Regions from separate parts of the Homo sapiens genome. Here region 2 is linked to region 1. Evidence: read pairs that join two places in POLR2A ChIA-PET (ENCODE). Cell type or tissue: CD4-positive, alpha-beta T cell. All regions are shown on one strand. Each heading gives the region's core, and the rest is flanking DNA. Links, peaks and the distances in the headings are about the cores only.

Region 1 (5,373 bases), core at 49-5,048:
TTGCCTATTAAATTCTCCACTCTTTAAAACCACTCCATGTATGTCTGTGTCATTTTATTCAAACCGGAGCAAAACCGAAAACCCTAGTGTTCTTCCAGTCATCAAAGCCGTACCAACGGGGTCATGGGAAGGAAAAGATTTAGAGGGAAAATGAAAGGAAACAAAGCCTTGCTGAACGTAGTGTTGTCATAGGTTTTTGCGAGTCATAGTTGGTTCATGCCGCACCCCTGAGATGGGGACTTATCTTTGCAGGGACTCAGCTTAGTTTTGCTGCGGTCATAGACTACAGTCGGCCTCTGTACAAATTCTGTGGCTTTGTAGGTTCCTCCTGTGACCCTGCCTCGCTTTCGCTTCGTCTCTCATGACTTATTTGCCTCTTCTCTCACTTCCACCCACCCGTAACATCCCCATCGCCATGGCAGTGAGCAGCCACGTCACTCACCAAGTTCATGGGGTGATGGGCCAGCTCTGTACCAAGCCTACTTCCCTCTAGTTCTGCCTCCTGAAGGAGGAGGCTCCCTGGCAGAGCTCAGAGCCCTTTGTTTATTTGATCCTGGGCTCTTGGATAAATCAGGAATGTCCTGACATGAACTTAGGCATGTTTTTCTTCCATGGAGAAGGAAACTACGGCAAATGGGATTTAAGTAACCAGAGGACCTTTCTGGGGGACTTGCTTTAGTGCCATCAAGGCCACGTTCCTTTGGTCATCAGACCAGTAGGTAACTTCTTTATTGGCATGCTCAACCTTGGAGCCCAGAAGGTGTGAATTTGAAGCACTTTCCCCCCTGCTGGGAGCCTGGCACAGATACTCTGGTCTTCTTTTAAAACTGTGTAGTGCCATGCTTGTCTTCCAAGTGGTCCTTCTTTCTGCCGGATGAAACTTTGGCCCAGAGTAGTTGCTTGAAGAAGGCTGCCTGGGAAGCAGATATGGGATAAGGTAGCTGCCTGGCCTCGCATTCTCATTCATCTTCCTGGAAGTTGCAAGGTTCTTGATGTCATAGACTTCATAAGTTACCTGACCCAGGACCTGAATATCTCACTCACTTCTGGTCAAGTCTAGGCTCATATGGTACAACTGGTTGTCGGGAACCTTTCTGCATTCTTTGGATGTAGCAGTGTGGGAACCCAACACTCCCTTGGTCTATCTGGGTATGTAGGGTCTAGTGATTTAGTATCTCAGTTGTTCTTGGAAGCATTTTTGCGTCTGGGGGGAGGGGCAGGAAAATGTTGGGGGCTCTTTGCTTGCTGTAGTGGAGACCTGTGAGTATCCAAAAACAACCCCACTCCATCTCTAGATCATTGGTGGACCACCCCTTCCTGGAAGAGTTTCCAGGAGTGTGGACATCCATGCATGAACATTGTGGAGGGGTTGGGGGTCGGCTCGTGGATGCTCATCTTGCTTGACTGCCCATGCTGGAGAGGAGAACCCAGTCATTGGCCACTTCAGGTCCAGGCTTGGCTGTTGCTCTGTTTTGCTGTTTTTCATGTTGTCAGATCTTCTTGGGAACAAATGACTCAGCAACCCAAATCTCTGAGACTGTGTGGCCAATTACTTGAAAAGTAATTGAACGTATTTACCTAGGCCCTAAAATTTTGAGCCCAGGAAGGATGGATATCCAGACTGGTTTTACTCTGGATTCTTCAGGCTGCAGTTCAATTTGGTTTTTCAAATTCCTGCCCTGATAGAAGGATCTCATGTGTGGGGTAGGCAGGCAATGTTTTAATTACGCTTTTTGTCCTTAAGAAATTCCAGGGAGAAAAAGGTCCTGGTTTTTGGCCAAAAAGGCAAAAAACAACAGAAATCAGCTATGACTGTAATCCTGGACTTGTCTGTGGCACAAAGAGTTAATGGGACAGTGGTCAGGGTGAGGAACATTTTTTCTCAGGGCTGGAGAAGCCCATATGGCTCAAGAAAACATGTTGCAACATTTAGTACAGGGCAGCCCTGTCTGGGCACTGGGGGCTGCCACTCAAAGAGTTAAGCTACTCTTATGCCTGAGAAGGCCTCAGGGAAGGAGTGAGCCTGAAAGGACAGGGACCTCTATGCCCCAGAGCAGTGAGGTGCAGGAGGGGTGAGGTGGGAGGGTGTGAGCTGAAAAGTGTGGCCAAGGAAGCAGAGTGTAGGCCCAACTTTTTTTGCCTTGTTTGACCAGCCTTGGCACTGCCCTCCGGCTCTCCAGGGGAAAAGCTGCAGTTCTGCTCTTGCAACACAAGGAGCAGACTGGAGAATTTAGATCTGCGTCACAGAGCTGAGAGAGAGAGAGAGAGAGAGAGAGAGAGAGAGAGTGAGAGAGCGAGCGAGCAAGCAAGCTCCGTCGATAGGTCTGCTAGCAACAGCCGTGCTGCAGCAGAGAGAGAGAGAGAAATCAAGAAACAAGTCATAGCAACACCGGGCACCAGGTTCTGCCAGCTCACTTGCTGAGCGTTCAGAGATCTGTCAGGGCCAGAGGCCTCTGGGTAGCCTAGGCTAGGAGATGACACGCAAGGTGGCACGGGCGGTTCCCGTGGGGAGGAGGTGGGGTGGTGGTGGGGGGCAGGGGTGGGAGCAAGAGGTTGTGGGGCGACGGTGGAGGGTTTGATGGGACCAAATTCTGGAACATTCGGGACTGCGGCACCTTACGGCGGGACCAAGATTTGGGTCTGCGCAGGCGGCGATGGGTGGTCCGACGGGCTTCAGGACTTGATGGCGTAACCCCCTTCTTCCCCCACGTATGTATTTGCTGGGATCAGGGGCGCTGTCTCTGTGTATGTGGGTGCTCTGTCTTTCTCACCTTCTTTCTCGATTTTTGCTATTTATTTCTCTGAGGGAGGGTTTTTTCCCACTTTAATTTCTTTTCCCTAGTGTCAGCTGCTCAAGCCTGACCAGGGTAGAGGTGAGAGGAGTGAACCATCCCCTGCTTCCCACCTGACCTCCCAGCTTTTACCCTATTTCCTTCTAGTGGACAGACAGACTGGTTCTCCAAGTTGTTTGGGTGTCAGCGTCCATCTGTCTGTCCGTGCAGGTCTTATGTGGAAGGTAAGGGAGTGAGAAGTGCCGAAAGGAAGACAGAGGGACAGTTTTTTCCCAGGGGTTGCCTTATTGAAAGGTCTGGCCCTGGGATTCTGAGGCTGGTGGGGAGCCGAGTGGCCAGGGTGGGGTGTGGGCTGGGAGAAGTGGGGTAAAGCTGGTAGGTTTGTCACTGCGTAGTTGGGAAAAGTGGGGAATGGTGACGCAGTCACTGTTGCATCTGGTTAGGAGCTCTATGGGGACAGGTAGTGAGGCTCCTGGGGTCTCTGTGGCCAGCTGAGAGGGGTTAAGGATGAGCTAAGAAGGGAAGCTAGCATTTAGAGATTAAATGTCATCCTTTTGGCGTTGGAAAGTTGTTTACCTTGCGCTCTCTGTGTCTCCATGTTGGCTCCCTTCCAGTTCACATGTGATGGCCTTCCCTGTACTGCTGCATCATTAACTAAGTGACTGAGCTGGCCTTCCATTGGCCAGGGGAGGGCTCTCCCTCCAGACACTTCCTCTGATTGGTGGGTGGGCCAATGGCAGGTGAAAAGCTTTTTTTGATTGGCTCAGGGCAGGGTATCAAATCTGAATTTGCATTTCACTTGCTTAAAGGGGAGCGGGGAGAAGCCCAGCAGCTTTCTAAAATCTCTTTAGGGGTGTGCGTAGGCTCCTGTGTCTATGCCTGCTTTTGACTGCCCAGTTGAAGCCTCTTCCTATGCCTTTTAAAATTTCACGCACTATAAGGAGGAAGAGCTCAGGGCTCCCAAAACTTTTTATTTAGAGGGAAGAATGCTAGGGAGATGGGTATGCAGAGGGTTGACCAAATTGGAAGAAAATATTTATTCTGTAGTTTGGTGTTGGAAAAGGGAATTTTCCAATCAGCCACACCTCAGTGTTGCGGCAAAATAATTCTTGGCTCCCCTGGAAACGCATGGGCAAGGTAGGGCAGAGCTGCTGCTGCTGATACTGCCACCACCCTGGGCTTCCTGCTGACTCTGGGCTACTCCCTGGGGACAACAGATTTGCATTGACGTCCGGGGCTGTCCAGAGGCCCTCAAGAGCCAGTTGTGAGCTGAGCCCAGTATGGGAAAGATCTACCTTCTGGAAGCTACTACTACGTGGTGCTTGGAAAGGTGAGGATGGGGGACTGACCCCAGGAAATTGCTCGAAACTCCGCATCTGGTGGGATTTCCAGAAAAGTCAGTGGGAGACGGGAGGTTTGGAGGCCCCGGGTTAGAAAGGTTTGTCAGTCTAGGGAATGAGGAGAATCAGAATAAAACTAGGGCAGCAGGCTGTCCGCCTTTGGTTGGGGGAGGGAGGCCTCGAAAAATCAGGGTCCCGGCTCTCTAACCTGTCTTTGTCGCAGGTCTCACGTTTGTGGGGAGGGGGTTTACCAAGCCCTGCGCCATGCGCAGTGGCCCCCACCCGTGACTGCGCATCTGGAAGCGCAGTGCGCCCTGGGTCTCTGGCCTAGGACGAGCACCGCCCTTCTTATTACATAACTGAGGGCATGGCACGCGCCTTCTCGGCCCTTCCTTGCAACCCTACCTTCTTGCTCCCCAGGGCCCATAGAGCTGGGGAGGGTCTGACTGGGTAGCAGTGAAGGACTGCAATCCCTGGGAGGGCTAACTCTTGTCTAGTTACTGGCAGGAGCCAAGCTTGAGGACAAAAGTGGTGGTTTTCTAGCCTCATCTTGGGGAAGAGGCTACAGAACATCCTTCTGAGTGCCCCATACCACCTATGGCCCCTAGGGCCTCTCTGGTGGAGGGGGTGGCACCCTTCTTTCACTCATGTCCCATCTGATTTTTGAGAGGATGTTTCTGAAGGAAAAGATGTGATGATTATCGGGGGCTTGGTTGGGAGGTAGTTTTGACAGTTTACTCCCCTTGTCACTGGCTTCCCCTCTTTTCCCTGGGTGGGTTTATGATCTTTCTGGACTCCTCTGATGAGCTGCCATTTTGGAGCCATTTCTGCTGGTCTCCGACATGGTGGCGTTGGTTTTTCTGTCCTGCTGTGCCAGTTCCGCAGAGTGGGCGGGGGGCGGGGGCTATGACGGAGGAGGGGAAGGGGGGGCAAAAGCACAGCAGAGGCAGGCACAGTGGTGGCTGCCGCAATGAAGGTGGCTCTAGGGGCAGAGCCGCCTAGTCCCACCCTTGGACACAGTCCTGGGTGGGGATTCAGGTGGAAGGCGTCTGGGTAGGGGTTCAACACCTGGGCCCGGCTTTGCCAGAGCGTGGGTTTCCCATGTCCTCATCAGCCTGGTGCTTGGAGTAGTTCGGAAAAGCTGAGTGTCTGAATGAGAGTGGAGGCAGAGGCTCGGCAGCTCATCTCAGACGTGTCAGACCCGTGGTTTGTGTTCCCCAAATAGGCTCTGTCTCCAGCAG
Region 2 (5,373 bases), core at 225-5,224, 72 kb after region 1:
AAGAACCTTCCTCTTGGAGGCAGGAGGAACTTTTTCCTAGGCTCTAAGCCCCAGCCAAATAGTATATTTAATTTTCTGGTATTTAACAGATACAGAGGTAAACAAATCGGGCTTTTGGAACCACAAGTGCGACAAGACAGACAGGATCCCTGCATTCTGACAGGGTGAGACAAAGAACAGAAAAGGTCATTTTAAAAGGGTGATTACAAGTGAAGAGGGACTTGAACTGGGTTGTATGTGTTCAACCTGAGATGGGGGGGTCGCGAGGTGGGGTGATCAGAGAAGGTCTCTGAGGGTGTAACATTCCAGCTGAGTTTGCAGAAGAGCGAGACTGTTTCTGCAGCAGGTCAGGAGGAGAATGTTCCTGGGCTGAGGGAACAGCAAGCACAGATGCCCCAAAGTCTGTTTGATGAGCAGAGAAGCCTTCCCTCTCTCCAATCATTTGTTAAATGCTGTCAGATTTATATCTGAAAATTATACTGCTTGCCTCCAGAGCACTTCCCTTGGTTCATAATTTATTTGTCACTATTATGTTTTGGATTTTAATGTCTGCCAATCCCAATACATTTTAGCAAATAATTTATTGGTTATCTACTGTGTTCCCGGCACTGAGCACTTATCATTGAGCAAAACAAAGTCCCTGCTTATCTTCCTGCATGAATGTGTGTGTAAACAAATAGTGAAAAAAGGATCAAGAAAATAGGAATGGTTTGTTATTGCCTACCAGTGTAATAGCACCAGACATACAAGACCCATATTCGTTGAATGAATGCTCCTAAGGAAAAAAATGCAACGTAGAAACTATACATGTTATTGGATCCTAAATATAATTTGGACATAGATACACATGACGCGCACATGAAGGCAGAAACAAATATGCCAAAATATTAAAAATAGCTGTCTTTTGATTCTGTTCGTATCGCACAATAAGCATGTATTTCTTAGCGGGTTTTTTTTTTGTTTGTTTGTTTTGTTTTGACAGGGTCTCACTCTGTCATCTAGGCTGGAGTGCAGTGGCATGATCACAGCTCACTGCAGCCTTCACCTCCTGGGCTCAAGTGAATCTCCTACCTCGGCCCCCAGAGTAGCTGGGACCACGGGCATAAACCACCATGCCCAGCTAATTTTTGTATTTTTTTGTAGAGACAAGGTTTTGCCATGTTGCCCAGGTTGATCTTGAACTCCTGGGCACAGGCAATCACCCCGCCTGGGCCTCCCAAAGCGCTGGGATCACAGGCGTGAGCCACTGCGCCTGGCCTAGCATGCATTTTTAAAAGTATTGATTCCATTCAATGAAATACAAAATAAATTTAGTGGGATAGGCCTTAAGCTTTAGCTTATGAGCTGCAGGGGAAAACAAGATTAACATTATCTGCCTTCCTTTGTTAGGATACTAATTTCTCACTAGGTTTGGCTACCATTGTTTTTTAGGTTGTTTCACATCTCTCAAATATGACTCAAAGTAATGAAAAGAAGGAAAACAATGTCAAAAAGCCATTAGGCAATGGAATCAGATACTATCTATATTGGTTGGGAACAGGAAGAAGACTCGATGGCCCACCCACCCCCCAAAAAAGCAGCCATTTACAAACTAATAGGAGCTCAGGTAACACGGAGACTGTTCACAGAAGGCACAAAAAGCATGGCGCGCCCTTACCACCTCTCTAACCCCAGGCACCGAGAGCCTGCTCTCACTCAACATGCCCTCCCTAGCCCCAGAGTCCGCGCTCACTCCATTCAAAGCAAACAGTTGAGCTGTCTTGCCCACAGTGAACTCTGCACACAGGCCACTTACGCACAGCACGCTCCCAGCAACACCTGGCCAGGCCCCTGCTCGCCCAGCCCAGCACATGGGGCACAGCAGACGCACTGCAACCCTTACCGCGGGTACTGTCCAAGCCCTAATGAACACCCCACTCACCAAGGCACCAAGGGAACACAGGGCAAACTCTCACCACGGACACAGCACGGGCCCTAGCAACACTCCCACGCACCTGTGCACTCCAGAACAAGCCCTCACCTAGGGCGCCCAGTCCGCGCTCCCCTGGCCGACTGGCTCAATCCCGAAAACACGATTCACGCTTTTTTTAGGGACGCAGCCAGATCCTGCGTAAATGCTGGCCGCGCACACGACGCCACCAAACAAGCTTCACCTCGGGCTCTGCGTGGTCCCCGCATTCCCCGCCACATACCCCCGGGATCTGAGCACTGCACCCCTCAGAGAACCCTGTCCCCAAACAGGCACGGCCTGCTGTGAGCCCCGCCCCGCGACTCTTGCCCGACTGAGGAGAGCTCTAGTCTCGCCGCGGACGCGCGAACCCGCCCCGGGGTCCTACCGGAGAAGGAGTACAGCAGCAACACCATGGCCGCCAGAAGCAACCCAGGAAAGCGCCAGGAAGGAAAGGGACACTCGCGGCGGCCGGGAGGCTCCATGCGCGGCGCGGAAGACGCTGTTATTTCTCCGGAGGAAAGCAGAGAAACCGAGAGCCAGCCGAGCAGGGAAGTCCCTTCTGGGTCCAGATATGGGACGCAACAATCCCCAACTCACAAAGCATCCAGTGCTGCAGGACAGGTGGGCGTGGCCCGAGCCGCGCCCGGGGCGGAAGTGCGTCGAGTCACCAGGGCGGCTGGGGCCAATCGGCGGGCCGCGGGGCGGAGCCTCGGCGTTCATGGGCAGCCCTTGGCCTTCGAGAGGTCAGGGGGAGGCCCTGGCGGAACCTAACAGAACAGGTTCCCCGAGGCCGCCTTTTTTCTTGCTAAGCCCTTGGCCTACCATCCCGGAAGCCTGAGGCGTCCTGCGGGAAAGGACTGGCTCGCCGTCATATTTGTGACCCAGGCAGGGTGGAGAGAAAACTAAGCTGCTTTGGTAATAGTTTCCGGGAATTCGGGAGTCAAGAATAAAGCACTTCGACCTAAAAATAGAGATCCAGAGTCTAGACAGGGGGTCACCGTGGGCTAGCACCCCTCAGGGTTAGTTTTATCCTGGGGCACTGCAGGCTGTCAGGACTGCCTGGGCCCTTACTTGGTATTTGGCATTAGTCAGGCATTATTGGGAACAATATTTGAGTTTTTCTTGCTTGAATGCCTGCTACTGGATCGTCTCGGGGCCGTCTTGTTTTCACAATCTCAAAGGTTTGGCTTCTGCACTCCCAGCCCCTAAGGTAATTTGCCCTTTGCTCCCCTCCCTGGAGGGGACCCTTCCGAATCTAATTTATTAAGCAACACCAGGCAATTAGAATATTGAGACTCTATGGGGCCCTTGCCCTTGAGCAACTAAATTTTTTATTGAAGACGAAATATACATGCATGAACAATGTAAGGACAAGGGTGTCCTAAGTGCCAAATTCCTGGAAGCAATAAATGCAGAAGGATTCGGATGGGTAGAAATTGTTAGGTGAAGAGTGGATAAGGGGGAGAACTTTTCTGGTGAAACAATCTGAGGAACAATACTGGAAAATTAAGAATGAGCAGGATTGATTTGTAGGATTGTGAGTAAACCGGAATGACCGGTAAAAGGAAAAGGACATGACTGACATTAAAAGAGCAAACAAAGAGTTGACATTTCTTCCCCTCAGATTGGCAAAGAATTAAAACGTCAGCCAATGTGAGTGAACGTGTTGCAGGGGGACCAGCACTCTGTAACATAACTTTTCAGTATGTTAAAAGTCTTAAAGTGGACATGACTTGTGTTAGGCTCTCAGTTCCCAGAGAAATCATCAGAGCTGTGATCAAAGCTCTGATGTGATCAAAACTCTGATGTGATTAATTTTTGAAAAAATGTAAACCCTAAGTGTCTAGCAAAAGTAATAAAGAATTTCTGGCAGTTACCTTTGTGTGATGGAATTCTATGCAGCAAATATTGCAAAAGAATACCAAATATGAGAAACTATGATATCATTGTAAGTGGAAAAAGCAGAGTCCAAACTGGCATGTGCCTTTTGGCAGTCCTTTTATTAAAACAAAAGTACCATATTGATATGTATAAAAAGAAACTAGGAATACAGCAAAATTAACAATGGTTGATAAGATTACAGATATTTCACTTTCCTTATGCTTTTCAGTTTTCTATGTTGACCTTATGTTACATTTAGAATAAAGTAAAGAAAATGTATTTAAAAAATCAAACCTATATATCAAGGGCTGTTTTGTTCATAGAATTATGGGAGCAGAACTTGTATTACACAGGGTTAACCTATGAGAGGACGGTGAGGAACTGGATGCTCAGTGTATAAACCTAAAATGGGTCTTATAGAATTATAGAGTTTAAGTGTATTTAACACAGTTTTATAACCGAGATGTACTGAACAATTTCTGGGTTCACCAAACCATGGAATTTCCTCTTCCTGTCCGACCAACAAAAATTTTTAAATTCTTGGCAGAGATTATAAGACATTAAGTGTGGAGGTGGTATATCAGATAAACATCTTAGTATCTTGGATTATAAAATTCAACACTCCATGACAGCAATTAAAGCGGGTATAATTAAAGAGATGGTAAATAGGAAACTCAATGCGGGAAAATTATTATTTCTGTTAATATATGGTGTCAAAGAGTGATATAACAGATATGTTCTGTGGCTCAAAGCCAGCCTTCATTTGTGAAAGTGGATAGTCTATTTACTGTTCTCAGCAACAATAAATATTAAAAATTCTCCATCCATTTTCAGGCTTGGAAGAAAAATGTCTTTTTTTCTCATGAGAAATTTTATTATAAACTATAGAAGAAAAAATAGTGCTAATGTTTGATTGCCTAGTTTCGGGTGTCAAATTAGATTCAAAGATTGGTATTTTGTTGAAATTTTCTTTCAATCAGTAAAATTTCTATCCCTGAGTTAAGCCATTCTTAACATACTCGAAGACTTTCACATTAAATATTTAAAACTTATTTTTATTTGATTCAACTGAGGCTTTATTTGAATGGCTGAGCCTTGTTCTCTACTTTTTGGATAAGTTTCGTGAGTCAGGGATAGCATTTTCTCATATCTACAGTGCCAAAATCTATAGTAGGTGTACAATGAATAACTGGTAAATATTGGATGAAATAAATGGTTCTTGTGGTCAAGTGCATTTAACATGTCTCTGCCAGTTCTCCCCCAGCATGAATTTACCAAATGCCCACAAAGTTCTGAGAGATTTTGATTTAAATAATTTTAACCCTAGGAAACAAATCAAGATTGGTCTGTAAAAGGGATGAGCTACAACTGTCTGCACAGCAAACTTTCCTAAATCAGGTGTTGCAAGCTTACTTGTGAAGTGGAGCTGTGGTCTATCCCTTAGCCTTGAGATCATTTTAGTGACTGAGTTCAAAGGGAGGGTGTCGACAGTGAACTTCCTGAGGCCTTAACAGGGGTAGAACTTGAAGCCAAAGCTTTGA

What was found. ChIA-PET counts read pairs that join two places held together with the same protein. Peaks named below come from ENCODE experiments on the same cell type or tissue, not always from the same donor. Only the 100,000 strongest peaks of a DNase experiment are listed, where the experiment ranks them.
Region 2: POLR2A ChIA-PET joins it to region 1 with 13 read pairs; 10 of 35 experiments call an interaction of 5 or more read pairs at or near these places.

What each region holds. Positions count from the first base shown.
Region 1 is chr1:207,820,953-207,826,325 of GRCh38, reverse strand. MIR29B2CHG (MIR29B2 and MIR29C host gene) reads left to right here and starts at 3,623. Exons shown (of 6, transcript NR_135299.1): 1 at 3,623-4,122. LOC148696 (a long non-coding RNA gene) reads right to left here. Exons shown (of 1, transcript NR_026817.1): 1 at 3,730-5,373. RefSeq lists enhancers at 267-386, 1,933-1,982, 3,753-3,932 and a silencer at 3,433-3,612. In CD4-positive, alpha-beta T cell, for the core only: CTCF peaks have their summits at 1,974 and 2,192; DNase peaks (open chromatin) are centred at 335, 2,295 and 3,475; H3K4me3 peaks cover 3,902 bases; H3K27ac peaks cover 3,318 bases.
Region 2 is chr1:207,749,273-207,754,645 of GRCh38, reverse strand. CD46 (CD46 molecule) reads right to left here and starts at 2,592. Exons shown (of 13, transcript NM_172351.3): 1 at 2,337-2,592. The coding sequence starts at 2,433. RefSeq lists silencers at 1,705-2,062, 2,642-2,751 and an enhancer at 2,332-2,541. In CD4-positive, alpha-beta T cell, for the core only: no CTCF peak of the experiment used is centred there; a DNase peak (open chromatin) is centred at 2,635; H3K4me3 peaks cover 2,452 bases; H3K27ac peaks cover 1,416 bases.